2 separate regions of the Homo sapiens genome follow, and region 2 is linked to region 1. Evidence: chromatin loops called from intact Hi-C (ENCODE). Cell type or tissue: PC-9. All regions are shown on one strand. Each heading gives the region's core, and the rest is flanking DNA. Links, peaks and the distances in the headings are about the cores only.

Region 1 (12,273 bases), core at 3,108-8,107:
TTAAAAAATGATTTTGAATGAAAACCACGCCAAGGCTGCCCCTGACAAACTGCCTGCTATTTCTGTGAACCAGTTCTGTGTGGGGCCTTGCCTTTCTGGCTACTGACCCTCATGGCCACCCTGAGGGTACAGAAATGGCTGGACCCACTTTACAGAACAGCAGACTGAGGCTCTTAGCAGGGAAGGGCCACCCAGGGCAGATGGGCTGGTGTTTGAACCCTAGGGGAACCCGAACCCCATGCTACCCCCTGGCCTCCCCCAGGCAAGCTGGGAATTAATGACGAAGAGGGGTGATACTGGCAATCCCACAGGGAGTCCTAGGTGGACAAGTCCCAAATCTGTTCCTCCTCAGGCGTCCCCGTATGCACCAGTGCCACCATTCACACAGTCACTCAGGTCTGTAGGCAAAGCCTCTTAAATACTGTGTGGCCAGAACTGTGCAAAAAAATGCAATGACTGTCTCACAGCCCAAACCAGAATCGGGCAGACAGAGCTCCTGCTGGTCTCCCCTCCATTCCCTTTTAGCTCCCCTCCCTGCCCTGAGCCTGCCCGCTCTCCTACGGCCCAGCCAGGGGCTGCAGAGTGGATCCGGGCTCCATGCAGCCTAAAAGATGTCCTTGGCCCTCCTATGCCTCATGCCAGTTCCTGATCCTGGAAGGGATCCATGGCAGCCAAGAGGCTAGTAACAATTCAGATTCCCAGGCCACCTCTAAGGATTGAGATTAAGTCAGGTCCTAGGACGGGAGCCGTGCATGTGCCCAACCAGCCAAATCCTGGGCTGCTCCTACATTTGCCAGCTGAGCTTCAGAGACCTGGTGCCTGCCCATTGGGGTCAGGAGGCAGCCCCAGAGAAACCACGTGTGTGGGGTCTGCTGCGCACATGTCCTGGAGTTTCCAGTGGCATACACCAGTCTGAAGGAGGCTGGATACCAGCAGTGATGGGCTGCTGCGGGCAGGGGCAGCGACTGGGCTCCTGGACGCTGCCACTCAGGGGCCTCCACACCCCTCTGGAACCGTGTGTTCCTGCGCCCTGGGGGCCTGGCATATAGTATGGCACAAGCAATGCTTAGGATGTGGAACCAAGCATAGCACTGGGTACAGATTCCTCCCAAATCACAAAGGCTACCATTTATCAAGTGCCTACCCATGGTGAGTGTTCTGCCTTCAGGATCTTGTTTAAAACTGGGGCTGGGGTGTGAGCCCATTGGGAGGCACTCTGGGAGGCCAAGGCAAGAGGATCACATGAACCCAGGAGTTGGAGACCAGCCTGGGCAACATAGTGAGATCCCACCTCTACCAAAAAATTAAAAATTAGCCGGGTATGTTGGCATGTGACTGTAAGTCCCAACTACTCGGGAGGCTAAGGTGGAAGGATGGTTTGAGCCTGGGAGGTTGAGGCTATGGTGAGCTGTGATCATGTCACTGCACTCCAGCCTGGGCTGCAGAGGGAGACCCTGTCTCAAAAATCAATAAATCAGGGACTGGAATGAAGGGAGTTGTAATAGCAAAAATGTTTTCCTACATTCACCCCACAGAGACTTACATAAATACCTGGCTCCTGTTCCCAGGTTGGAGAGCAGGAAGGGACACTCTGCAGCCCAGGGAGGTCTGAACCACATCCAGATCTCACTGGGGACAGGGATGGCCGAGGGGCCCCATAGGGTTGTAGAACAGTGCGTGTGCAAGGACCCCCAAACCAGATAAGAAATGCAGGGGATTCCCAGAGCCTGGAGGAAGGTCTAAAGGACCTTCTAAGGGTGCCCACCCTTGGCTCTGGGGGACTCAGGTGTGGGACAGCATGGACATGAACTTGCGACTTCACACACTTCTCTCTCTCTCTCTCTTTTAAAACGAGTGCATATTATTTGTTAAAAGCAGAGGGGATATTATTTTTGGCAAAGTTTCCAGTGAATTCAGTGCCAGAGCTTAGGGAGAGTGGGGTTGGTTGGAGGTTAGTCCTTCCAGATAGATAGTTTCAGACTCTGGAGAACATTCATTCCTTTATTCATTCATTCATTCACTCGTTCATTCATTCATTCATTCATTCATTCAAACCAAGATCTGACCCTCTGAGCAACTTGCCTGCTACCTCAGGCCTCGGCAGTAAGAATTCCTTCATTCATTCCACAAATATTCATTAAGTGTCTATTGTGAGTCTTGGGAGCCTCTGCCAGCCCTGTCTGTGGTGAGCCTGGAACCATGATCAGAGGCTGGGCTGGGAGTGGACAGGCCAGGGTGGGGCAAGCAGGGCAAAGCCATGTGGCACTGCCTGGCATCTGCTGTGGGCCCTGACGTCCCTGCCCCTTGACTCCTGAATATCATCACCCGTGGCCACAGAAGCCCACCTCCCACCCCAGAGCCGGCAGGCACCCAAGACGGGAATTATGGTCTCCACAAGAGACACTGACATGAAGCTGGTTACTGCCTTTTCAGCAAACGTAATTCCTTTTTATTAGAAAATTAAAGGGTAGGACCAGCTTGCCAAAAGCCAAAAGAGCTGAAATGTGCTTTCCTAAGATATGCAGCGTCTGATAAAACGGATTTACCCATCTCCCTCCTGTTCTATCGTCATCTCCCTCACCCAGTCTCTCCTCCATTCATTCCCCTTCCACTGGCACCGAAGCAACGGCCGTGAGCTTGGCCCTGGCCGACAGGCCCAGCACCCTGGATGTGGGGAGTGTGCTTTTGTTTCCTTCATGCTGAGCCCCACTCCCGGGCTTTAAGCCTTTTTAGAACCACCTCGGGGATTCTCTTGCTTTCCTGAGACGCAAAGGCTGCCTGTGGCCTCTGCTAAGCTGAGGGTGTCAGGAGGGGAAAGGCAGGAACAATAAAGGATTGAGCTCCCGGAGAAACAAGCTCATCCATCTGGAGACCCAGGAGCAGGCAGTTCCAGACAGAGCCAGCTGAGGGAGGCGGCCAGGGCAGAGAGCCGAGGACGAGTCCCGCACTGCCACACAAAAAGCAACTATTCAAAACCACCCAGGGAGTTCTCTCTTATTGAAAAGTCCTTGATTCTTCCCTTTCTGTGGCAGAACTCATGAACAAGGGCCCCGTCTTATTAATGGGGTGATGGAGGGGCCCGGGAGGGAGGGTCCCCCTGCTCAGGAAGGTGGCCGAGCCCGCCCTGCGAGTCATTAGGAGCTGGTAACTAAGGTAACTCCAGAATCGGATTTTCTTCCCACTAATCTCTCTTTTTCTCTTTTCCTTTCTCTCTCTTTTTTTCTCTGCTGGTCAGATGCTACCTTCCTGGTTTAGAGGGGACTCAGGAGGGTGGTGGGGAGAGACGGAAAGAAAGGCGTGCGTGTACGTGTGCGCTTAAGTGTGTGAGTGTGAGCGTGCGTGTGTGCGTGCGCGAGTGTGTGTGTGTGTGTGTGTGCGCGCGCGCTTGTGCTGAATACTAACATGGTCACCACACTCCGGATGCTCTGACGGCGGGCGGGGGTGGTGTCTCGGCTCAGGTATGTGTGCCCCTGCCCTCTCCCCACACTGCCTCACCCACCCCTCCCACCCGCCCACGGCCTCCCTGTTCAAGGGCAAAGCCATTCCCTCACTCCCTCCTTGAGTAACAAAAGACAAGATTGAGTTTCCTTTCACCTGCTCTGAGGAAGTATCTGCTTTGGCAGGTCTAGCACAGCCTGCTTTGTTCTGGCGAAAACCAAAACGGGATCTGTCCTGGGGCTTGCCGGGGTGGGCAACAGGATGCAGGTCAATACAAAAATCAATATGAAAAATAGCATTGTCCCCCAGGCTCCTGCTGCCTGGACCTCCCTCCCTGAAAGCTGAAGTCCAGGGAGGTGCAGCCAAGTCAGCTTTGCTCTGAGAAGACAGGTTCAAACCCCAGCCAGGCCACCTGATGGCCACGTGGCCTGGGGCAAATTCATTCACTCTCTGAGCTGATTTTCTTGCCCTACACAGCAACCTTAGAGAAGTGCCTGTACCTATTCGAAGCCCCCAGCACGGCATCAGGCCTCTTTCCCACCTGGTCCTCTTTAGGGCTCAGAGCAGATGAACCACTTCCACCAGGGTGGGTGGGGAGCAAAGAAGAGATGGGTGACCCCCAACTCTCCAGAGGTGGCTGTGTTAGGGTTCCAGTCTTGCAGGTAGTGTTTCTGAGGAAGAGGAACACCACCAGCCCCTGGGACCTAAGGGTTCTCTGGATGACAGAGGAGGAGCTAGGGACCCCTGGCCAGGGTCCTCCCCAAAGGGGGCCTGGACCACCAGCACAGCTTGGGGCAGGCAGGACCCCTAGAGGCTGCACAGCTCCTTTCCCCCTGAGCACAGAGAAGCCCAAGGGTCTCCCAAGGCCCTAGCTGGGCACTAAGCCCAGAGTCCCAGGCACAGGGCTTACCCCATGCGGGTGAACACCCCCTTCAATGGATGCTGATGTCTGATCCCCAGCTATCCCCACTTTGGAAGGGCTCAGCCTGGCCTGTGATTCCCTCAGGGTGGGGCTGCAGCATCTGGAGGCTTCCATCCCCACTCCCAGTGGGGAGAGGGAGCTGCCACGCGGTGAGTCATGTTAGCTCAGCGGCTGTATGTGCTTGGGGGAAGGGCCGAGCACCGCTGCCCTCCATCTGGGCCCAAGGTGACAAGGTCAGCCCCCGTGGCCCACTGGCCAGCTGGACTGGTGCCTGGGACCCACCCCAGGTGGCCTCCGGGTAGTTCCCACTGCTCCAGGACCACTCTCACCACCCCGCACCACCACCAACACAGGGAGACTGAGCCTGCTCAGAGTGGAGTGGTGGCATAAGACCTCAAAATCCCCAAGGAGTGGAGGTAGGGATGGGGTCTGTGGGGCAGCCAGAGGTCAGGGGAAGCAGGCAGGTGCTGGAATGTGTGGTGGGGATGCGGTGTCTGGAGCTGAGACAGAGCAAAGCTTTCTTAGCTCTGGAAGGCAGGAGGGGCCACAGCCTCAGTAAGCAGCAGGCATCCCAGGCCTTACGGCCAAAGGCTCCCTGACCCCTGGCTGCCAGATTCTCTCTCTGTATCCTTATCCCTCCCCATCTCTCCCTGCTCTGCCCTCTTCTTTCTCTCCCTCCTGGTCAGGGCTGCTAAGCAAATGGACTGCAAATGGGATTCTGCGTTTTCATTTGCACCCACCTTCGCTTCCCCAGCTCCTGGGGGCTGGCTTGTCCCATCCTGTCCAGCCATCTCTGTCTTCCCCTCCTTGGAGGGCAGCCATAGCCACACCTCCACCAAGAATAGGCTGTGAGCTTCTAGATGCCAGGGGTCAGGTGAGCTAGTCAGGGCCTTGCAGAGCTTGGCTCCTATCTCCACGGTTTTCAAGAGAGCCTTTACTGGGCACGTGGCTGCCCCAGTGTGTGAGCAATATGCACGGAGGAGGCGGCCTCACTCCCGTTCTTCACTTTGAATTGCCTCTGTCTCCCTTGTCATACAACTTGTCTTCCCCAGGGGTGGAGGAGGCCTTGGGCAGGCTGTTCCCACTGACAGAAATTTCCTGGTTGCCAGGAAAACACACCTCAGAAATAACACTGATGACAGCTGCTGCCCTTCCCCAGGATACTACGGGCAGCGTGCTGGGCTGTCTGGGTAAGGCTGGGGCCCGTGTACTTATAAAAACAGGGAGGACAGCCCATGCTTGCAGCATGAGCCCTTTGAAGGTAATGCAGGCCTGAAAACTCCCACCAAGCCAACCCATTCCCCAGATGGAGAAGACTGACACCCAGAAGGGCCCACAAGTAGACTCTCTGGCCCTCTGCAGCCCATCAGGGTCCAGTGAGTACAGCAGCTTCCTGTGTGGTGCCTGGGTTGCCTGAGCTCAGACACACACAGCTGCAAGCTGGCAGTTGCTACGTTTACCCCAGCACCTCAGAGCCACCTTGAGAAGCTCACGGAGGGGTGGACCCCAGGCTCATTTCAAGCCCATGGCTTCTCCCAGTTTCCTGCTGGTCCCTGGAGTCCTCTGCCCCCGCCTTCACCCGCAGACAGGCCAGGCCCAAGGCCGTGTAGGGCAGCAGGGACCACCCAGGTGGCGGAGGCTCCTCCCAGCCTGACCGCAGCAGCCGGGAAAACAGGCTCCTCAGCTGCACCCTCCTGCCCACCCCACCCCGCCCCGCCAGGCCAGCCGCCTCACCCAGCCCTGAACCAGGAACTGGGCCTGCCGCCAGCCAGCCCGCCCCACTCACACCATAGCCCCTCACCCACCCCAGCCCACCCCTCAGTGCCCGCCAGATGTGGGAGGAGGCAGCAGTCTCCTGGTACTCACTCCCTCATGCTACCTTAGCCTAGATCAACCCCCTCACCTTCCTCTGTCAGGAGTCAGAGGGAGAGGCCCAACCTTCCCATGGCAGCTGCCATACTGGCCTGAGCCATACTCAGGCCATACTGAGTGCTCAGGCCATACTATGCCATACTGGCCCCCTTGACCCTGCCTCCTTGACCAGCAGCCGTCCACCTCATGCCCACCCACCAGCATGTGAAGCCACCTGCCCCCCTGGGATGGCACTGCCTCCCTCCTTCTGGGGCCAGGGTGGGGGGCGCCCCCTCCCCCCACCAGGGGCAGGGTCTCTGTGCCTGCCTTACACTTCTGAGGCTGGATCACTGAGGCTGAAATTTCAATTAAGGAAGAGAAATAATTACTCTGGGGCTCCAGGCCTGCTCAAGTGGTGACAGGCCTCAATATCTGCTTCTCTGGAGTAGGCGGAGGTGGCTGGGGCCCCCCGCCCTGAAATCAGGCTGAGCCCGAGAAGGGCCCTGGACCCTTGCCCATGTTCAGCCTTGTAGCCCCCCTCCATCTGTCTGCTGCAATAAGGCCACCCTCAGGTATCCCCATGGTAGGGGGATATGGGGCGGGGGACTGGAGGAAAGGTACAGGCTTCTGGCAGAGGGGGCTGGGGAGCAAGCCTCAGCTGGCTTGACAAAATTGAATTAAATTAAATTTAACCATTCAGTCACTGCCTATCCCTGTGGTGAGCCTAGAGGCTGCCAGGACCCCACCAGAAGCAGGTAGGGACCCCAAGAGTAAGACTGGGCAGCTCTGGCCTCCCTCTGGTAGTATTCCAGCACAGGCCAGGGTTTTGGGCCAGGGGGTGGCAAAGGCTGCATTCTGGAAAGGTTCCTCAGAAGCCCACTCTGCAGCTCAGCAGGAGTGAGTCTGGGCAAGACCCTCCCTCGGGCCATGTGCAAAACAAGGACCACAGGTGGGGTCTCTGGGCCCCTGAGACCCTCCCCTATTGCCTCCTCAAGTGGCCTTGAAACAGCCAGGCTGAGCTATGACCCCCTCATCTTCAGAAAACTCCTTCCCTAGAAATGTCCCATCCTCAATCCAAAAAATGTCCCTTCTCTGAGAATGACCTGTTTCTTCCCCAGAAATGCTTCATTTTAACCCAGAAATTCCCCAGCTCCAAAATGTTCCATTTCCAGAAATGCTCCATCTTATCTCCAGAAATATTCCCCGTCATCTTCAAATGTAATCCATCTCCAGAAATGCCAGTGGTCTACTGAGGCTCCACCCTAACTCCAAGAATGTTCCACTTCCAGAAATGCCATATCCCATCTCCAGAGATGTTGCATTTCAGCTCCAAAAATACCTCATCTTCAGAAGTGCCCTATTTTATTTCCAGAAATACTCCAGCATCATCTTCAAAAACACACCACTTCCAGAAGTATTCTAGTTTCTCTCTAGAAAGAATCCATTTCCAGAAATGTTCCATCTCTAGCAATGCTCAGAATCCAGAAAAGCCTCATCTTTACTCCTCAAAAATGCCCTCTCCCATCTCCAGAAATGTTCTCATTTCATCTTCAGAAATGCCCCTCCTCCAGAAATGCTTTTCATCTCTTCTCTAGAAACGTCCTCATCCTGTCTCCAGAAACACCATGTCTCATTTCTAAAAACATTCCATTTCTGGAAATGTTCCAGCTCCTATCTGGAAGTGTGCATGCCATCTCCAGAAAGGTCTCTCCATCTGGTCCAGATGCTGCAGAAACACAAAGACCCACTTCCTTCTACATCTCCTACAGAGAAGCTAAGCAGTGACTGGGCCTCCTCCCCGCCTGTTCCTCTGTTCCTTGGGACCTCTCGGCCATCTGCTGGGCCTGCTCTTATCCCAGAGCAAGGACAAAGTCAAGAGCAGTGCTGGCAGGTGCCAAGGTCTCTGGGAGGGAGAGCATGAATGGTCAGAGTTTGGGATGACTGAGAGCCTCCCAGGTCTGACCTGGGGGCAGGGGCCATGAGAGGAGCCTGGGGTGGGAAGGAATGAACCAGGACAGAGGCGGTGGGGGTCTCAGCACAGTTCCCTCCAGACACGTTCTAGCCACAAACACCTCCACTGGCCCAAGTGCACATACTCACAGTTCACAGTCAATACCCACACAGCCCAGAAATGTCCCCCCATCCTCCAGGGCCATGCGCAATGCACACTCACAACATGGATATCCACACTCAACCCTTGAAGCCCCACCCGCACAAGTACACACACCATACACAGATGCACACACATAACACAGATACACAAACAAGTCCACTGTCACACATCACACACCACACACACAATCACAGTCCCCTATATTCCTCAGGCCTTTTGTGGGCCAAGTTCAGGGGACACCTAGGGGCAGAAGCCCTGTCAGTCCCTCCAACCAGGCTGGGTTGGCAAAATAGGGCCACCTCAGAACTGCCGCCAGGAGATACACAGCCCTAGGCACTTTGCGCTTAGAAGGGACCACAAAAGAGAGGAAGGCACAGGTTGGGCATCTGCTTGCACACCTACCCACCTAAGATGGGGCACTCACTACCTCCTGGAGCAGCCCAGGCCACTTCTAAATCACTTCTGAATGAGAGGAAGTGCATCTTTGGGCTGGGCACGGTGGCTCACGCCTGTATTCCCAGCACTTTGGGAGGCTGAGGCAGGTGGATCACTTGAGGTCAGGAGTTTGAGACCAGCCTGACCAACATGGTGAAACCCCGACTCTACTAAAAATACAAAAAAAATCAGCCGGGCGTGGTGGCGCACGCCTGTAGTCCCAGCTACTTGGGTGGCTGAGGCAGGAGAATCACTTGAACCCGGGAGGCGGAGATTGCAGTGAGCCAAGATCGCGCCACTGCACTCCAGCCTGGGTAACAAGAGTGAAACCCCGTCTCAAAAAAAAAAAAAAAAAGGCTGGGCATTGTGGCTCACATCTGTAATCCTAGGACTTTGGGAGGCCGAGGCGGGTGGATCACCTGAGGACAGGAGTTCAAGACCAGCCTGACCAACATGGTGAAACCCCATCTCTACCAAAAATACAAAATATTAGCTGGGCGTGGTGGTGGGAGCCTGTAATCCCAGCTACTTGGGAGGCTGAGGCAGGACAATTGCTTGAACCCGGGAGGCAGAGGTTGCAGTGAGCTGAGATCATGCCATTGCACTCCAGCTTAGGCAACAGAGCAAGACTCCGTCTCGAAAAAAAAAAAAAGTAAGTTTCTATTTGGATGAAACTGAAACCTTTCTATGTCACCTCTGTCCACACAAGCAAGTCCTGCTCTCTGGAGGTGCAAAGCCCATGTCCTGTTGAGATTTCAAACAGATTCTCTCCTCCCTGCCCCATGTCAGGTGGGAAAGGAGAGAGAGATGGCTGTTCTTGGGGAATGGGGCCTGGAAATAGCTTTGTGGAGGGCGAGCTGGTGTCGCGAGCTGGTGTCAGAACACACAGATACGCACACACTTAGATGTACAAACATGCAAGCACAGATATGTGCCCCTGTGTGTGTCCAAGGAGCTCACACGCAGACACACAGGCAGGCATGTAATACACCTACACGCTCTGACCCGCACATAGGAAAGCAGGTGTGGGCCCACTGGTCTGCACCAGGTCCGTCCCTGACACCTCTGCAGTGGAAGTTCTTGGAGCCTTCAGGTGGGTGGGAGGGAAAAGGGGCTCTGTCTCCATGACCCCCATTCCCAGCGGCCTTGGTTAGCCCTGGTCTGCTCCCACGGGAGGATAAGTACCATTTGTTAGGCCTCCCAATTTAGAATCAGCCACAATTAACTGGAACCTCCTTAACATCCCCCCAACTTTTTATTTTTTTGAGACAAGGTCTCGCTCTTTCACCCAGGCTGGAGTGCAGTGGTACAATCTTGGCTCATGGCAGCCTTGACCTCCCGGGCTCAGGTGTTCCTCCCACCTCAGCTTCTGGAGTAGCTGGGACCACAGGCACCCACCACCATGCCTGGCTAAATTAAAAAAAAAAAATTGTAGAGAGAGGGTCTCGCTATGCCAAGCCCCCTTTTGGTCGTTGGGGGCTAAAGGCAGGCGTGAACAGCACTTGAACATGCCCTTCAGTTTGCCTTCTATGTGGACCCCTTTGTCTGATACCCCCCAACTAGCCAGTGCTTGACTAGAAACAAGGCTTCAACGTCTGCCTCAGGCATCCTCCTCAATCTCTCCCCCTGTCCTGGATGCTCATTTTCTCTCTGCCTAGACCTCCCTCCTCTAGGAACCAAGATCCTCACCCAAAAACGTGAGAAAAATAAACCAAGCAGTGGAAGACGAATCAGAACGTACACGTGGTCCCAGGGCCCAAGATGGCCAGACCTTTGCATTGGGTGGTGAGGGGGCCCCGGGTCTCCCAGCCCCCAGGAGCAGCCAGGCCTTCTGCAGAGGCTTCTGCATTGGTATTCTCTGTCCCTCACAGCCCAAATTACACTGGCTCTCCTGGGACCCTTTTATCGCACGTTGTCACTTCAGCAAAAGGTTATGTACGAGAACATGGAAATCCCTCCTGCATATTAACTAAAGGAGCATTTAAAAAATGTGCCAGAGAAAGAAGCCCACCTAAGAGCCAATTTTTCCAGTGTCTTAGAGAGAACGAGCACTGGACTGGGAGTCAGGAGTCGGAATTCTTGTCAGGGTCCTGCCCTTACTGGGACCTGGGGCGTGCCATGTCACTTCCCTGAGATCCAGTGTTCTCATCTGCTGAAAATGAGAATAAAAGCACCCACAATGGTGCTCTATCAGGGATGCTGTGAGGGTCATCTGAATGCCTGGAATGAATGAATCATCTTATAGAACAAGCAGAATCTGATTGGTGTTAGTATTCAGGCATTGCCAACCAAGTACTTAACAGGCAAGGAGAACATGGTATTATTCCCCAAGCATTCTGCATCCTTTCACACCTCCTTATCTTTCCCCACGCAGTGCCCCGCATCTGGTGCACCCTTTCTTTTTCTTTCTGGCCTGGAGAATTCTCAGAAAACACTAAGACCCAGTTTGGAATCAGTTTCTCAGTTTTGACATTTACTAGATGAGCTTCAAAGATAGAATCTGCCTCGGATCAGGGAAAGCCAGGATGCCAGGGCAGGAACCCAGGTCTAAGCAGGGTGGCAAGCTCCAGAGTGCCAGGGCCCAGCTGGCACATGAGTGGGAACTGCAGGGAACCAGGTGACTCAGAAGGTGGCAGTCCCATGGTAGCTCTGCCGATAGTGCCCTGTGGGTGTGTGGCCCTGCAATGCCGACCTGATTTTTTTTTTCAGGGAAGCAAAATGTAGAATTTTTATGTGAAATCCAATGTTATTTTTAAAAGCCTGGGCTGGCCAAACAGCGCCCACCTGGGGGCATTGCCAGAGGACAACCTCTGGCCTATGTGCTCAAGCCCTGGCCTCTCTGTGGAAGAGATGGCAGAGGAGGTGGTAGGCTCTGCACAGGGCATGGGAAAGTGAGGGTCTTCCAGGCAGGGCCAAGGAGACAGGCAGGAGCAACAAGCTGGGCAGCAGGACTGCACGAAGCAGGTTTAACTGGTGAGGAGAAGGCTGACCGCCAGGCAGCAGTAGCCTCTGGGCCTTGGTGTGCTCTTCTGTCAAATAGGGATGATAATAGAGCCCAGCTCCGGCAGGTGATGAAAGGAGTGTGCCAGGAGCTCCTGGCATGAGAACAGGCTCAGTTGGGACCTGTAGGATTAATGAGGGAGGAAGAGATTCTTAAAGAAGCCTGCAAACCCCAGGAGAACACAAGCCCTTTATAGAGGAGATGCCCAAGGAAGGACGTCACCTGCCTGGCATCACACAACAGGTGACTAAGTGAATGGCAGATCCAGTCACCACAGTGTGACCCCTGATCCCATCCCCCTCTCCCAGACAGAAGGCCACAAACATGGGGAATGTCCTGAGGGGTCTTCCCTGCTCCAACCTGTTCCTGCTTCAGGCCTGTGGCCTGCCCAGGACTCTGCCATCAGACAGCCTCTCTCTGAGTTAAGCAGTGCCTTCTTCTCAGTAAGGAGGCCAACGCTCCCAACACAGCCCAGGGTTTAGCCGCAGGCTCACTTCTTACCAGCCATGGGCC
Region 2 (12,273 bases), core at 6,600-11,599, 52 kb after region 1:
TTAGCCGTGGTAAGTGCCTGTAATCTCAGCTACTCGGGAGGCTGAGGCAGGAGAATCGCTTGAACTTGGGAACCGGAGGTTGCAGTGAGCGGAGATTACGCCACTGCACTACAGCCTGGGCGACAAAGGGAGACTCTAGCTCAAAAAAAAAAAAAGAGAGAGAGAAAGACCAGGGGAAAGAAGGCGGCTGTGGAGTAGTAACTAGGGACTTAGGGCACGAGAAGGCCGGGTGGGGACAGGGCAGTGTTGGCAGCAAAGTTCTGGAAGAGGCTCCCCCAGGGCAGGCGGGGTGCCCGAGCTCAGGAGGTAGGAATGTGCCTCCCAGCCAGACAGTCCAACGACTGCCAACTAGGGGAGGCCTGTGCTCCTGGGCTGGAGGGAGGCCGGCCGAGGTTGCAGGGTCCAGGCCTGGACCGGGTGAGGTGTGCAGTCCCGGCCCCCTTCTTTCTCCTGCCCTAGGGCAAAGGGTAGGTCCTCACTGACCCATGGACAGTTCCGGGGAAGAGCTCGAGACCCAGAGACTGCAGCTGAGAGGCCGCCTGGCCTCCACTTTTAATAGCCCCCAAGCGGTAGGGGTCCAGTCTCCCCATTATCCTGGCCCTCGGAAGCGGCTTCCCGAGGCCCCTGCCGTGGGGTTGCCGGGCTCGGTAAGCAGAGCCCGTCCCGAGGCTAACCCGCACAGACTCTCTTTCATTATCCCCAAACATCCAGGGAGTGGGAGAACGAGGCCCAGAGATGCGCGCCGCCTGGCCCGGTAACCCGCAAGCGCCGGCCGCAACGCTGGGACTGGAAGCCCCCGCGTTCCCGGAAAAAGACCCGGGATCCGCCAGGGGGCGGGGCCTCAGCACCCCGCCCCGCCCCGCGGCCCCGCGAAGCATGCCGGGCCGGGCGCTGCCATGGCGACGCGAGCGGCCCGCCCCGCCTCGCCCCCCGCCTGGCCTCAGCGCCCCGAAGGTCCCGGGCCCCCTCCCGGCGTCGGCGTCGCGGGCCCCGACCGCGGCCTGTGGGACGCCACCGCGGAGGAGGCTCCGGCGCGGCCAAGATGGTGGGCGCCGCGGGCGGGGAGGGGCGGGACCGGCAGGAAGCGCGGGCATTTGCCCTCTCGCCGCCCCTTCTCGAGGTCGGGGAGAGAGGAAAGGAAATGGCCTCGGAGGCGAGCGTGGAGCTGCCCGGGCGTCTGGCCTGACAGCTCCTACCTATGCCTTTCCTCGAGGCCCGGGCCCTCCCAGCCCTCTGAGAGGTGGGCCAGGTTGGGGGCTGCCCTCGCTGGGATCCAGAATGTGACTCACACCCCAGAAAAGATGCCCCTCCCTCCCCACAGGAAGGCCCGTCTTCCTGGCTATGTTCCTCCCCGCACCTCGTGCGTCTCCACCGCGACGAGGAGGGGGCAGTTTGGTTCCTCAGGCCTGATGCCAGCCTCTGCCCACCTACACCCCAGGCATCCGTTATTGGGCAGAGAACCCGTTTCCCCTCAGCACGGCTGCCTCCCCGGTCAAAGACTCCAAAGTGCCCACAGATCTAAGCAGAAGTCGCTGCCCTCCCAGGAGACCCGGCAAGGCTAGCAGCTCCCAGGAGACCCTGAATCCCTTTGATTCTGTGTCCTGCCAGCAATGACGGGACAAGGGTAGGATGAGAGCAGACACTGACTGGGCCAGGACAGGTGACTCTCCTCCTAAGCCAGCGAGTCCTACGTGTGAATGACTGCCCAGATTAGGTGGGCAAACAAGCCCAGATCTGTTAAGGAGTGAAGTGGCAGAGCTGGGACTCGGCCAGGCTGTGACTCCAGATGCCTGTCCACACGTAGTGGCACTCGCTACTTCCCGGCCGCCCAGCCCGGGCTGGTCCAGCCGCCGATCTCTGGCCCAGAGCAATGGCCTGGTCTCCCGTTCCTTCCTCTCCCTTCCCCCTACCACAGGCCTGGCTTCCCTTCTGAGCCGCCAATCTGCAGCCACACAAAGCCCTGTTTGTTTGCTTTCTCTGCTGCTCCCCCTGGATCCGATGTCTTTCTCAGCTACCTGCCGCCTGGCTTCCTCTCCAAGCTGCCTGCCCAGCCAGCTGAAGGGAAGGAGGGGCGGCCATTGCAGCAAGCGCCGCCTCATGGCAACCCCATCACTCCTTGAATCCACCTCCCCAGTGCAAGGGGCTCCTAGCCTGGGTGGCCTGACCTTCGACAATGGCTTTGGAGCCCCCTCGCAGCATCTTAGAATGTAGGGTGCCAGTTGGGTGGAGCAAGAAAGATGCCTGGGGCACGGGGAGGGGAGCTGGAGAGGCCCAGCCAGTCTCCCCTCTCCTTTTGTGATCAAGCTTGTTTTGTTTGTCAATCAGGAAGGCTGCCCCTGCCTTCCCAGCAACCCACTGGCTGCCAGGAGATAAGGAGATGAATGGGACCAGGAGGGCCTGATCAGAGGAGGTGGAGGAATGATGCCCTGGTTTCATGGCCCTCACCCATCCTCACTCTTTCTGGGGACTCCCAGGTATCCCAGGCACTGTGATGAGAGCTTACAGGCTGCACGGGGGCGTCACATGGTGGATGCCCTCAGTGCCCACCCTGGGCAGATGCCTCTGCATGGCAGGCACCCCAGAGTGTGCAGATGTGCGCACCCATGGCAGTGTCGGGAAGCCCTACACAGCCTGAGCGAAAACAGGGCTTTCACAGGCAAAGAAAAATAAATACCCGCATTCCACACCACCTTCTCTACCTGCAGAGTGGAGTCTGCCCTCTCTCCCCTTTCAAATAAAGAAACCCAACACTGATAGGCACAGAGATATTGCAATCTTGCCTGGCTCCCTCTACCTAGGACTCTTTTATTGCACCCTGCCAAGCTGGGTGGCCCAAGGACCTCCTCCTTCCCCTTCCATCCCTTTCTGTGCTGAATTTAACCCTTACAGCAACTCCAGGATAAAGGCATGATTATGCCCACTTGATAGATGAGGAAAGAGGAGGTTCTGAGGGAGAAAACCATGAAAAGAAAAACTGCTTTGGTCAGAAGCCAAGCTCATGGCTGTCTGACTGCAAGCCTTCACTTCCCACAAGGTCACAATATTATTTCATAGCCAGGAATTAGCTCCCGAATGGATGAGTGACTAACATGGGGAAGGGGGTAAGCAGCAGGCAGGGCCTGGCTTTGGAGCCTGCGGATGTGATTTCTAATCCTAGCTCTGCCACTTGGTTGCTGTGTGACCTCAGGCAGATCACTTAACCTCTCTGTGCTTCAGTTTCCTTGATAATGGATATAGGGCAGTTAATAAGACTTAGCGAGGACCACCCAATGCCTGGCACAATAGTAGGCACTCAATGCTGGCTTTTCTCCATCCCTTTCAGCATCCAAAGAGACAGATATTCACATATTAGAGGAACCAGGCCTCTCCCACCAATGCTTTCACTCAGTTGGCCCTCCTGTCAGGAACCCCCCACCTTCCCAACCCCTGTAACCATTTCTGGCCCTCTCAGGCAGAGGCCAAGGGCTGTCAAGTTCAGCTCCCCAGGCTCCTGTCCTGCCTAGGAGACCAGGTCCTCTTTGTTTAATTAGCCAGGGCAGGGGCCCCAGGGGACAGTGTCACCCCAAGGGAACAAAGCCAGCTCCAGCCACATCCTGCTGGAGTCAAGAAGAGAGCCACTCAATTAAGTCTGATTTGGCAAAACGTCTGTTTTAGTGCTATTTCGGGCCACGGTGGGGATTTTCTGTGCTTGTCTCAAAGGTATCATAAACCAGATTACTTCCCGCCTCCCTCACCCCTATCTGTGTTTGAAATGAAAATATTGTTTTTCCTCTGCTCTTTTTTCCTGCTTCTCTTTCCCACCTATCAGAAAGCTGCAAATGAGAGAAAGGGAAAAGGCTTGGCCCCAGGCTGGAAGGTAGCACCTGGGGCTAGGGTGCTCCCACTGCCCACCTGGCCCTGCTGGATCCCCCAGAGAGCAACATGCTGGGGGCTGGAGTTCCCTCAAACAGACTAAAGGGTTTAGTCCTCTCTTTTGCCTTCTCCCCACCTCTGGAAGCCACTTCCTGGGCCCCCCGAGGCCAGGCCTTTTTCTGACTTCTCCCCGGGCACACACCAGGTGCCTGGTAGCCTCCCCACCCACAACACACTCCTGCACTTTCTGCCTCTGAGCCTTTGCCTGGGCTGTGCCCTCAGCTGGAAAGACCTCCCCAAAGGCCCTCCCTTAAAAGAGTAGAAGGGCTCGCATCCCTCTTTCTTCCCGCTACCTTTTCCTTCATAGCTCACATTACAAATAAATCCATATCTAGGCAATCATTTCTGTAACGTCTGCTCACCTACCACGCTCTATGCTTCAAACGGGCAGGGGCTCCATCTGCTTGGCCACTGCTGCTTCCCAAGACAGGGATCTCAACCCTCGGCACATGGACATCAGGGGCCAGCTGGTGTGTGGTTCCGGGGGCTGCCTTGTGCGGTAGGATGTTTAGCAGCATCCATGGCCTTTACCCACTAGATGCCAGCAGCACCTCCCCAGCTGAGACAACCAAAAATGTCTCCTGACATGGCCCAGTGTCCCCTGAGACACAAGATCGCCCCCGAATGAGACCCACTGCTCCACAGCCTGGCACAGAGCCCCCTTGAATGAGTGAATACCCGATGACTTTACCCTTCTAATAGAACATGTGATTTTATTTTACCTCTCATCATGATCATGTAGAAATTTCATTTTCCCTATCAGAACAGAAGCTTCCAGAAGACAGGCCCATATGACCTCAGCTGTGCATCAATGCTGTTTGCCCATAGCTATTTGCTGAAGGAATCACTATCAAAGCACCAGAGAGCACCAGACTGAAAGCCAGCTCTGATTCCCCATCCCTGCCCACCCCAAGCCAGAATGCTGGGTGACTTTGCTACAGGAGTTAAGCTTCTCTGGGTCTCCTGTCTCTCCAGCTGCTGTAACAATTCTTTGTCCACTTGGGCTCTGGGAGGTTTACAACTTCACATCTCTATGAAGCTGTAGCTCCTAAGAAATCTTTCAGGTGGTTTTTACTTTACATTGTCTGAGAATTCTGATTATCACTAATAGGCACAATATTTACTAAGCACACTATTCTGTGCCCAGGACTGGCTAAGTGCTTTAGAGGCCCTATCTCATTTGATCCTCTTAACAAAACTATGAAATAGGTACTATTACTTTCGCCTTTGATGAAGGAGGAAACGGGCTTAGGGAGCTTGAGGAACCTGCCTAAAGACACACAGAGGCAGGCAGTCCTGCTGCCTCCGGCTGGTGAGGAGTCCTCAATCAGGAAACACTTTCTGCTTTCATACTTGAGACTGAAATTCCTTTTTTTTTTTTTTTTGAGACAAGGTCTCGCTCTGTCACCCAGGCTGGAGTACAGTGGTACGATCATCTTGGCTCACTGCCACCTCTGCCTCCCAGGTTCAGGCAATTCTCCTGCCTCAGCCTCCTGAGTAGCTGGGATTACAGGCGCCCACCACCACGCCCAGCTATCTTTTTGTATTTTTAGTAGAGATGGGGTTTCACCATGTTTGGCCAGGCTGGTCTCGAACTCCCGGGCTCAGGTGATCCACTCACCTCGGCCTCCCAAAATGCTGGGATTGCAGGCGTGAGCCACGGTGCCCGGCTAGGAATGAAATTCCTTCTAAAATCAAGCACACCTGGCGCCAGACAAAGGCGGACTTTCCCAGGTCAATAAGGCCTCACAGGACCTCCCCAGCATCAGGCCCCAACAGTCAAGCAGAGAAGCAGCTTTAGATCACTATAGAAGGGTCTGATTCAAGGAGTTGGGGGGCTTTGGCACCCCTTTCTGGATGCCAACCGTCACTGAGAAGCCTGGCCAGGGTGACCTCCTCCAGCACCAAGCTGGTCCATGAGATCCTTCAGGGCAGAAATAAAAGCAACAATGGAGGAAGGGCCATGCTCTGGCACTTTCTATGTACCTGATGCTGGACTTGAACAAACGACCACCCTATGAGGTAGATTCTATCAGTTCCCCCATTTTACAGATGACAGAACCAAGTAAAGGAGATAAATAACTTGGCTAAGTTCGCAAGTGGTAGACCCTGGATCTGAACCCAGGCAAAGTCCAAAATACATATGCATACCCACTATGCTACATTAGAGCTGCATCTCATTCATGGCTGTTTTCTCAGTACCCTGGTGTTCTACACGTGATTTATAAATGAACGAATGAATGAGAGTTTGTGGTTATACTGCCACTAAAGTCACAAGTTGCTGGATGCTTTCCTGGGGTCCACCTACACCACTGGGGCAAAGTCCCTTTACATACAGAAACTCTGGCCAGAAAACTAGTAATTCTCACCCGCCCCATGTGTAAAAAGACCCACTCAATCCATCTGCCTTGACCTGGCTAGAAAAGAAATAAGCACCAAACTCCTCATTTTGGCCAATGTTATTACAGGTAAGGGTTAGATGTGACCTGGCATGAATGGAAGAAGAATAATTGGCCGGGCGTGGTGGCTCACCTCACGCCTATAATCCCTGCACTTTGGGAGGCTGAGGCGGGTGGATCACCTGAGGTCAGCAGTTTGAGACCCGCCTGGCCAACATGGTGAAACACCATCTCTACTAAAAATAAAAAAAAATTAGCCAGACATGGTAGTGCGTACCTGTAATCCCAGCTACTAGGGAGGCTGAGGCAGGAGAAATGCTTGAACCCAGGGGGCAGAGGTTGCAGTGAGCCGAGGTCGAGCCACTGCACTCCAGTCTGGGCGACAGAGCAACACTCCGGCTCAAAAAAAAAAAATAATAATCATAATGGTGATCTCTTCTACATACAAAGCACTTTAGCAATAAAAATAACTGCCCAAGGCTGGGCGCAGTGACTCACGCCTGTAATCCCAGCACTTTGGGAGGCCGAGGCAGGCGGATCATGAGGTCAGGAGTTTGAGACCAGCCTGACCAGCATGGTGAAACCCCGTCTCTACTAAAAATACAAACATTAGCCAGGCATGGTGGCGCACACCTGTAGTCCCAGCTACTCGGGAGGCTGAGGCAGGAGAATCAATCACTTGAACTCAGGAGACAAAGGTTGCAGTGAGCCGGGATCGCACCACTGAACTCCAGCCTGGGCGACAGAGCGAGACTCCATCTCAAAAAACAAACAAACAAAACAAAAAACAACTGCCTAACAGCCCAGCAATGATATCCCAGCTGAGGAACTGTGCAGCAGCAACCAGGAGGGGCCTGTTACTATCCTCATTTTGTTTATTTATTTATCATTGAGACTGAATCTTGCTCTGTCACCCAGGCTGGAGTGCAGAGGCACGATCTTGGCTCATTCCAACTTCCACCCCCCGGGGTTCAAGTGATCCTCCTGCCTCAGCCTCCCAAGTAGCTGGGATTACAGGCATGTGACACTACGCCTGACTAATTTTTGTATTTTTAGTAGAGATGGGTTTCATCATGTTGGCCAGGCTGGTCTCGAACTCCTGACCTCAAGTGATCCACCCGCCTTGGCCTCCCAAAGTGCTGGGATTATAGACGTAAGCCACCGCGCCCTGCCTATTATCCTCATTTTAAAGGGGAGGGAAATGGAGCCCCACAGTGAGCAGCTGGTACCTGGATTTGAACCCAGGCTGGTGTGACCCCAAAGCCTGTTTATGGCCCCAAGCTATAGGACCTCCTTGCTTTCCAGATGACAAAACACAGCAACACTCACTTTTTTTTTTTTTTTTTTTTTGAGACAGAGTCTCCTTCACCCAGGCTGGAGTGCAGTGGTGCTATCTTGGCTCGCTGCAACCTCCATTTCCTGGGTTCAAGTGATTCTCGTGCCTCAGCCTCCCAAGTAGCTGGAATTACAGGCATGGGCCACCACACCTGGCTAATTTTTGTATTTTTAGTGGAGATGGGGTTTTGCCATGTTGGTCAGGCTAGTCTCAAACTCCTGACCTCAAGTGATCCGCCTGCCTCGGCCTCCCAAAGTGCTGGGATTACAAGCGTGAGCCACGGCGCCCCAGCTCACCTTTAATGCTTACAACAAAGCCCGTTCACATTTTTGACAGAAGAGGAAACTGACCCTCACAGAGGGAAAGTGACTTGCCCGAGGGATGCTGCAGTTAAAACTCAACCACTTTTCCTGATTCCGAATCCAGTGCTCCTTCCCCTACCCCGACCCTATCTCGCCTTCCAGATGAGCACAGTCTCCAAGAAGGGAACTCTAGGAGGCGAACCCAAGCTCCACTGGATTCTGCATGTTCTCCCTCAAGCCCCCTGACCATGGGCCTGCAGACGCTCTGAGCATGCCTGCTGTCCCTGTTCTATCAGCTGTCTCCACGGGGTCCCTGGTTTCTCATGCCCAAGGAGTGGGTGACTTGGGTCCACAGACCATCAGTGCAAGAGCAGTCCACTCTTCCCCCATTTACAGATGAGACCGAGGCCAGAGAGGAAAGGAAGACTCCCCAGCAGTCCTGGCTCCCCACCATAGTGCCTAACACATGGCTTCCCTGCCCCCTACCCCATGCTCGCCTGCTCCACCCTCCTCTCCTGCCTCTGCACAGCATTCTGGGCACCTTCTCTCCCCCAGCCTGATCACTTTGTGCAGAAAGAGGTTGCTCAACTAGCCGGGCGTGGTGGTGGGCGCCTGTAATCCCAGCTACTTGGGAGGCTGAGCCAGAGAATTGCTTGAACCCGGGAGGCAGAGGTTGCAGTGAGCTGAGATCGCACCATTGCACTCCAGCCTGGGCGACAGAGCAAGACTCCATCTCAAAAAAAAGAAAGAAACCGGATGCTCATTGTTCACCTGGCCCCTAGACTTCAAGGGTGCGAAGCCTGGACCACAGGCTTGCTCCTGTCTGGGGCCATGCAAGCATGGAGCCAAGCAAGAGAACACTTAGGGTTGTCTGCTGGACAGACGAAGGAAGGCATGGCTGATGGTGGTGTGAGACGATGCGCCTGGCTGCTTTCCTTCCTGGCCCTAAGCACACTCTTCATACTCTCCAGCAGCAGCAGCAGGAACTTCTCCCTCACTCCTTGCCGTCCCCCCACTTCCATCTCTCCCTGTCCCTGCTCACCACTCCCCAGGTCCTCCACCCCCACTCCACCTCTCTGCCCTCATGTTTTTCTCTTCCCCATCTCTCCCCTCCCCGGCGCGCGCGTGCACACACACACACACACACACACACACACACACACACACACGGGTTCAAGAACCAGTGGAGCGAAATCTGTCCTTTGCCAGCCAAGCCCCAGCCTGTACCTCCAAGCCCTGCCTCCCACCCTGCCTCCCCTTCCCTGGTGTCACATTCCAATCTCAGATCCCCAGTGACCCACCAGGAACAGGGCACAGCTCTGCCTCAATCACTGGGGAACAGGATGAGCCAGTTTCTCCCAGCCCCCTCAGGAAGCAGCCTGGGGAAGCTGCCCGCCACCTCCCCCTGCCCCCCGACCCCACCAAGCCCCTCACCCCACTCATCTAAAGGCTGACAGCACAAGATCCACACAGACCTGAGCATGCCCTTGCTAAAGATCAAAGGGGCCCACGGGAGACAATGTTGGGGCTCTCACCCTCTCCACCTCACCTGGCCCTCCTGCCAGGAAGCATTTCTGAGCGTCCTGTGTTCTAGGCCTCGCCCTTGGCACTGGGCCGGAGAGAGCAAGGAGACGTGCTTTCAGGCCTCGATGCTTCAGCCTCATGGGGAGGACAGACACTGGCAGAATTGCCGATAATTCCGTGATAAACGCTATGCCACGAGTATAGACAAAGGGAGATGACTCATTCTGCCTCGGAGGTCAGAGGAGGAGGAGACAGGACGTCTGTTTTGGTCTGGGGCGGCAGGGAGGAAGGTGAGGGGCATCCCAGGTGGAAGGAACAGCCCAGCCCGATGCACAGAGGCAAGGATGCACATGGCTGCACCTTAACAAGGAGGTGCCAGCTGTGGCTGGAGGGGACAGGACTGAATGAGGACAGGGCAGGCAGAGGACACCAGAAATGGCCCTGGACAGCATGGGAAGAACTACAGATGGGACCTTTATTCATAAGGCAGCAGGAGCCACTGGAGGTTATCTGCTGGGTTTAGAACGATCGCTCTGACAGTGCTGCTGGCCAGCACCTGGGAGGGGACAGGATGGAGGCAGGGAGGCCAGTGAGGAGGTCCCAGCAACAGCCCAACCTCTTCCGCCACCATTCTTTCTGAGCCAAGTCCTCCCCTCTTGTTTGGCTACAGCACACAGGCCACATCCCTTCCAGCTTCCAAAGACTCGCTCTGCTCACTGTGTTCCCTCTGCCAGGAATGCTCCTCTCACTCTTACCTCGCCGTGCCTGAAGCACCTGCTCAAAGGCCCCTCCTCCAGGAAGCCTCCAGCTCTGGTCGAGGCCTTGGCTATGAGCTGGGTCCCAATCACCCACTGGGCTGTGACCTTCTTGTGGTCAAGTGCAGGGATGCTTCCTGCTTGGACCCCGACATTAAGCACAGAACTTTGGAAACAGTGGGTCCTTGGAAAATCCCTGTTCCCTTGGGCCCAGTGCCCAGGTGCCTCTCCCGCAGAGACGCTGCTCTGCGCACACCGTTGCTGTTGCACCTCCTCCCTCCCTGTGGAGCCACACGTTGGATAGGGGAGGAAAAAGACACCCATGCCATGGCCACAGGCAGCTGTGGAAAGCAATGCATTTCAAACATGGGCTGCCATGGAGATAGAACAGCAATAACAATACAACAATGACGGCAGCAATCAGCATTTATTGGCAAAAGCACTGCTCTAAACTTCATATGGATTAACTCACTGCATCTTTACTTCAGTACCGTGAGGTCTGTACTGTTATTCTCCTGATTGTAAAGATGGGGACACTGAGGCACAGAGAGGTAAATGGCCTGTTCAGTATGTGGTGGAGCCAGGAGTCAACCCAGAACTTGCCCTGAAGGACTTCGCCACACAACCAACCTCTCCAAGACAAACGGAGAGGAAAAAGGAAGCTGCCGAGGAAGAGCCCACAGTATGTCCTCACTTGGGGAAAAAGAAAACTATGCATGGATTGGTATATGTAATATACATACATACATACATATATATATATATATATATATATATATATATATATGCATTAAGTGAGTAACAAAAAGTCTGGAAGGATACGTTCAAACTATTAACTGGGGTTACCTGCAGGGAGGGTGCCAAGGGAACTTTTACTTTTACTACATATATTTCTGGCTTATTTGCATTTTTCACCCAAGTATCCAAGTGTTACTTGAGTAGTTTAACATGAGAGGAATTATTAGGGTTGCAATTAACATTTGTTGCATGAATAGATGGCAAATTCATTTCCTAGGCTTGTTTTTTTCAAATTCTGGGTATGACCCATCAGTGGATTGCAAAATTAATTTCGTGGGTAGCAATCAGTAATTAAAAAAAAAACAAATACACAAGAACAAAAAGGATTACAGACCAGCAGACACAGTAAGGGAGTTATTTCAGTAAACTTTTGTTTCAGCTATATACAGTGTGACCTGTGTAGTTACCTACGATGTATTTCTTACTATAGGTCACGGGCAAGAATTTGAAAGCAATTGGTCTAGGCTTGGGAGTCTAAAGAGGAGTAAGGCTGGGTGCAGTGACTCACTCCTGTAATCCCAGCACTTTGGGAGGCCAAAGAGGGAGGATCGCTTGAGCCCAGGACTTCAAGACCAGCCATGGCAAGACCCCTGTCTCTAGAAAAAAAAAAAAATTTAAAATTAGCTACGTGTGGTGTCGGGCGCCTGTGATCCCAGCTACTCAGGAGACTGATGCTGGAGGATCGCTTGAGCCCTGGAGGTTGAGGCTGAAGTGAGCTGTGTTTGTGCCAAGGCACTCCAGCCTGGGCCACACAGCAAGACCCTGTCTCAAAAATAAAACAAAGAGGAGTAAGACAGGGTCCCTGCCTATGAGAGCCCCACAGTCTAGTGGAAGAGAAAGGCAGCTCCAGTACCCCTGAGTTCCCTTTATCTCCACAGAAGCCAGAGGGATGCTAGGCTGGTGGGAAAGGTCCTATTTTGCCCACTCCACAGTTGGCTTCTGGGGCCTGGATCTCACCTTGATACATTCTCCTCCTCTCCAAGGCTTTTGCTTGTGAGAGCTTTTGCCAGAGTTATGGGGCTGAGCCTGCCCTGAGATCAGAATGATGTGTCCACTTCTGTGTCACGCAAAAGGCCACTTTTCCTTGCTCCTGGGCCCCGAATATACCGGCTTGCCTGTCAAGAGGGGGAGGGGTGGGAAACTAGAAGATTCCTTTCCAGTTTCTAGATCCCGAGGGCCACGTCCCAGGAAAGCCTCTGAAAACCCAGCTGTGTGGTCAGCAGGGAGGGGCCACCATTCAGTCTGCA

Evidence for each region. Peaks named below come from ENCODE experiments on the same cell type or tissue, not always from the same donor. Only the 100,000 strongest peaks of a DNase experiment are listed, where the experiment ranks them.
Region 2: a loop joins it to region 1, with 2.9 times the contacts of the local background. A loop is called at or near these places in 45 of 110 quality-filtered maps.

Annotation. Positions count from the first base shown.
Region 1 is chr17:17,732,195-17,744,467 of GRCh38, reverse strand. The region is part of intron 2 of RAI1 (retinoic acid induced 1); the gene reads right to left. Among named protein-coding and RNA genes, the nearest start is that of RAI1-AS1, 28 kb to the left of the region's middle. RefSeq lists enhancers at 906-1,407, 3,870-4,501, 9,504-9,743. In PC-9, for the core only: no CTCF peak of the experiment used is centred there; a DNase peak (open chromatin) is centred at 6,087; H3K4me3 peaks cover 508 bases; H3K27ac peaks cover 3,017 bases.
Region 2 is chr17:17,683,414-17,695,686 of GRCh38, reverse strand. The region is part of intron 1 of RAI1 (retinoic acid induced 1); the gene reads right to left. Among named protein-coding and RNA genes, the nearest start is that of RAI1, 8.1 kb to the right of the region's middle. RefSeq lists a silencer at 676-1,105 and enhancers at 1,304-2,016, 2,017-2,731. In PC-9, for the core only: no CTCF peak of the experiment used is centred there; DNase peaks (open chromatin) are centred at 9,246, 9,616, 10,186 and 11,506; H3K4me3 peaks cover 2,927 bases; H3K27ac peaks cover 4,306 bases.